Regions from separate parts of the Homo sapiens genome. Here region 2 is linked to region 1. The links are chromatin loops, found by intact Hi-C in ENCODE. Cell type or tissue: tibial artery. All regions are shown on one strand.

Region 1 (2,500 bases):
GCAGTGGCGTGATCTCAGCTCACTGCAACCTCTGCCTCCCGGGTTCAAGCAATTCTCTGCCTCAGCCTCCCAAGTAGCTGGGATTACAGGTGCCCGCCATCATGTCCAGATAATTTTTGTATTTTTAGTAGAGACAGGGTTTCACCATCTTGGCCAGGCTGGTCTTGAACTTCTGACCTCGTGATCCACCCGCCTCGGCCTCCCAAAGTGCTGGGATTACAGGCGTGAGCCACCGTGCCCGGCGTTCTTTTAGTTCTTCAAGCAGGCCAGGCTCCTTCTTATCTCATGGCCTCCTCACATGTTGTTCTTAGCTAATTCCTATACATCCTTCAGCTGTCTGCATGTAGGTCATGTCTTTAGAAAAGGCTTCCCTGACTGCCTGACTAGGCCAGGGTCCCCCTACAATCCTCCTCTCCAATATAAACTCCTGCAGCACCAATGCTTTTCCTTCTCAGCACTCATTGCAGTAGTAACGAATACATTCTTTGTTCACGAGATAATTCCTTATTTACAGTCCATCTTCACCACTGGACTATACGCTTCATGAAGTTAAGGACCATTTGTCTTTTTAAAATTTTTATTTCTTTTGAGACAGTCTCATTCTGTTGTTCAGGCTGGAGTTCAGTGGTACAATCATGACTCACTGCAACCTCCACCTCCTGGGCTCAAGCAATCCTCCTGCCTCAGCCTCCTGAGTAGCTGGGACTGCAGGTGTGCACTACCACATCTGGCTAGTTTTATTTTTTGTAGAGATAGGGTCTCACTATGTTTCTCAGGCTGGTCTTGAACTCCTGGGCTCAAGTGATCCTCCTGCCTCAGTCTCCCAAAGTGCTGGGATTAGCAGCATGAGAGACCACGCCTGGCCACGACCATTTATGTTGATCATCCTTATGTACTCAGTGCCTAGCACAGTGCTTGGCACAAAATAGGTGCTCAGTAAACATTTGTCAAATGAAAAAAAAATGAACGATTGAATGTTTGACTTGGAAACCCATGCCTTCGATCTCCACAGGCTTTGTAATCTAATACACAAACACAGGCAATCCTGATTCATAACGTGACCACAGAAGGTTCCCTGGGGTGGTAGAGAGCCTCATGCATGATTTAGTCAGGTATTTTGAGCTGGGATTCTGTCTGACCAGGCCAGAGTGGACCTTGCTCCCAGGAGATGGCAGTGTTGTGCAGTCTCTGACTCATCAAGGCTCCCACACTGACTTCCCTGAGACCCTGGAAGCTATCGAGCTGGACCTTGACCTCTCAAGCCGTGGACGCCAAGTCCCAGGGCCAGGTTTTTAAAGGAGCTGTGTGTTCAAAGCAGCTGAGAAGCAGAGCCTTTGTTCCAGAGACTGGCAGTCCCCCAATCCAAGATAAACAACCCTCCTCCCCAACTCGAATGATGGATCTGGTTTGGTGTTCTGTTCAAGAACTCTCTTTCCAAGAGTGGCTCAAAGGCTCCTTTGCAGCTTTTAAATTTTACAATCTCTTAGGAGAGAAGACCCAGGCCACAGAGTTGCTACCTCCTGGTGCTTTGGAAGATTCTCCCTATTCATACTTTCTCTCAAATCCCACAGCTGCTACTTGCTGTGAGTGCAGACTAGCACAACCACCAACACGGACCCACAGGTAGACCATCCTGTTCAGATCCTGGCTCTGTCACTTACCGTGTGACTTAGGACAAAGCCCTTACCTTTTCTCAATAAAAAGAATAGTAATACCTATTTCTCAGGCTTGTGCTGAATGATTAATCAAACAGTGCCTGGCACTGTGCACCTGGCACTGTGCCTGGAGCATAGTGGGTGCTTAGTAAACATCGGTTCCCTTCCCTCTCCCCCTCCCACACTGCGCTGCTGAAGGAGCTGGGGGAGGGAATGTGAGAAAGCCTCCGCAGCAGGATTTCACTAGCAAATGTCTAAAAACAACAACCTTCTTCTCTTCCCTGGAGCACCTTCCTATCCCCAGTGTGACTGTAAAGCCAGATTAAAAAGCGCCCATGGTCATTGGAACTCGCCCCAGTCAAATAATCCACGTTACCAGTCCGGTCCATGTCAGCCCGGCTCCTGCTGCTCCCCACTGTGGGGAGCCAGGTGCTCCTGGGAATCCTGAGGTTCACCCTGGCCCAGGGGCCTTGGCTCCCTTTCAGTTCGTTGCTTTCTTTTGTGGTGGAGCATCTGGGCTGTAGCACTGGAAGCGTTTTGGCCCTGCTGCTGGGCCCTTATCTCTGTGCTGTGTGAGCCCCATTCCTGCCACGTCGGAACCCATTAGGGACCACTCTGCTGAAGCTTTTGAAGGAGTAATCAGTTTGTAGAGGGAAGGGGCTGTGCCAAGCCAGGCCAGATGGAGTAAGTAATGAAGGCCCCAGATTAATCTCGCCTGTCTCTTTTTTCCAATATGAAGGCTCAACCCAAGAGCTTGGCAGTCTCAAGACAAATTATACTTGTCAGCTTCAAAGCATAAGTTCCCTTCCAAGCCAGAATGCACTTTCTCTCTTTCTCTCCCCATC
Region 2 (2,500 bases), 560 kb after region 1:
CATTGTTGTCTGCTAAATGATCTGTGACAGCAAATTGATCACAAGCTTTTTCATGCAGGAGATATAATGCAGCCTTTCATTTTGTTACCTCTGTTGCCAAATGCTGAGACATTTCATTGGCAAATTCATGTTAGTTTAGTATATCATTTAGTCATCTACAGCACAGCATGCGGCTCTGGAAGCAATAATAGTAATGATTAATTTATCTTCCTCAAGTTTCAAATTTCTACTTAAGTGTGATTGTAAAAGTAACAACACTTTCGAAAAATGTTAGTCTTAGGTGTGCATAATTGTTATTTAAATAAATGAATGAATTAACACATTTAGATAATGCCTCATTAATTTAAAAGTTGAGTCAAATACTTAATTTAAGGTACCTATGATTTACCTTTAAAAACTAATGCTAATATACTTGTTCTGACTGAAAACTTGCTTCTTCTTCTAAAGAGCTAAGAACTTCAATTGGAAAACAGGCATAAGGCATATTGCACTGGATGTCTAAGCAGCTGTTTAAGCCAGTTAATTAGTGATTTCACATGTCTGAAAAAATATGCTTAAGTAATGTTTTGTTTATAGAGTGTTGAGAATCTCTGCAAGTTTGTGGAAAAATGCCTGGAAATGCAGTTATTTAAGGGACTGCTTTATAGTTTTCATTTAACACCTTATAACAATCTTTGCTCTCCATTAGGACATACTAATATTAGCACAGGGAGGGGAAAGTAGCACCCAGGAGTATTAGAAAAGAGCTGTTTTTCCCCTCTTTGAAAATAGCCAGATTCTCTGTAAAAACTAAACTAATCTCAATTCTAATACTTGTATTCTGTCCCCATTATAAGAAATAAGGGTTTTTTACTAGAATTTGGCATTGAAGTTCAAGAAAAATGTTTATTGTTTCTTATAGAATGAGAAATTGACAGGTATAACGCTTTGCTTAGAGTTCTTTTTTAATGTTAGTCATGAAAGGCAGATGTCTTAAACCTGTATTTTTCTTTTTATAATATACATGTGGGTCCATATTTACATTTATCATTGAAATATGATTTGAACATTTTCTTTTTCGTTATTTGTATTCATTATTGGTGGAATCAGTATATTGGATACAATTGTTAAAAATGCATGTTACAATTTGCAAGTCAGTTTAATATCTTGTGACAAGATATTATGTGAACAGTCCATATAGCAGTACAATAATTTTAAAAAGAAAATTTACAAACTGCCCATCGTCTGATTTTTATTTATATTTTCAGACCAATTAAAACAACCTCATTTAGTGATTACTACCAGACATGGTCCAGAATAGCTACATCAAAAGCCACAGAATACTACAGAACTCCATGTAAGGTGAACTATCCTTATCCTATGTCCTTTTGGTATATGTTAATCTGTTAACATTTATCTTGGTTTCAAAGACTAATTGACACACATCTGCTATGTAAGAGTGATAAACTTCTCTGTAGGCTCTATATACTATTCATTCAACAACTATTACTTTAGTTCTTTTTTTCAAAAAAAAATAATTTTAACTTTTTGTCTTGGAGACAGAGTCTAACTCTGTCATCCAGGCTGGAGTGCAGTGGCACAATAATAGCTAACTGCAGCCTCAAACTCCTGAACTCAAGCGATCTTCCTGCTTCAGCCTCCTGAGTAGCTAGGATTATAGGCAAAAGCCACTATGCATGGCTAATTTTTTATTTTTACTTTTTTTTTTTTTCGAGATGGAGTCTGGCTCTGTTGCCCAGGCTGGAGTGCAGTGACGCAATCTCAGCTCACTACAAGCTCCGCCTCCCAGGTTCACGCCATTCTCCTGCCTCAGCCTCTCGAGTAGCTGGGACTACAGGTGTCTGCCACCACGCCCAGCTAATTTTTTGTATTTTTAATAGAGACGGGGTTTCAGTGTGTTAGCCAGGATGGTCTTGATCTCCTGACCTCGTGATCCGCCTGCCTCAGCCTCCCAAAGTGCTGGGATTACAGGCGTGAGCCACCACACCCGGCCTTATTTTTACTTTTTAGAGATGGGGTCTCACTATGTTGTCCAGGCTGGTTTGGAACTCCTGGCCTAAAGCAATCCTCCCGCCTCAGCCTCTCAAAGAAGAATACAAAGTTCTTTTGTATAGAGCCCTGGACTGAAGTCTGATTAAAAGCCAGAAAGAAAGATAGTCAATTGGAGGAATAACAGAAAAGTTCCCAATCTTATGAGGTTTACTTTACTTCCTTTACCCCAGAGAAAAGCTTTCACACCAGAGAGAACCTTTTTATTTCTCCTCTAAGCCACAAGAAATATTAGGTAGAAATTCAACAAGAAAACATAAGAACATAGGGCTGTTCAATTATATCAATCTAAAAGGAAAAATCATCTGTTACCATCATACATCAGGAGCTAAAAAGACAGATTGAGAGAGCTGGACAACTTTCCGGTTCCATTTAACTGGATCTTTAGAGTACTATTTCATTATCTGGATGAAAGTAGGTTGTCCAGTCTGCATACACTTACTGAAATACG

The links. Peaks named below come from ENCODE experiments on the same cell type or tissue, not always from the same donor. Only the 100,000 strongest peaks of a DNase experiment are listed, where the experiment ranks them.
Region 2: a loop joins it to region 1, with 5 times the contacts of the local background. A loop is called at or near these places in 75 of 110 quality-filtered maps.

Annotation. Positions count from the first base shown.
Region 1 is chr1:63,673,423-63,675,922 of GRCh38, forward strand. All of the region lies in intron 1 of LOC105378771 (a long non-coding RNA gene), which reads left to right. Among named protein-coding and RNA genes, the nearest start is that of PGM1, 81 kb to the left of the region's middle. RefSeq lists an enhancer at 1,544-2,045. In tibial artery, a CTCF peak has its summit at 1,166 (motif pointing right); a DNase peak (open chromatin) is centred at 1,249; H3K27ac peaks cover 1,984 bases.
Region 2 is chr1:64,231,314-64,233,813 of GRCh38, forward strand. UBE2U (ubiquitin conjugating enzyme E2 U) reads left to right here. Exons shown (of 10, transcript NM_001366232.2): 7 at 1,248-1,336. Among named protein-coding and RNA genes, the nearest start is that of UBE2U, 29 kb to the left of the region's middle. RefSeq lists an enhancer at 1-87. In tibial artery, no CTCF peak of the experiment used is centred here; no DNase peak of the experiment used is centred here.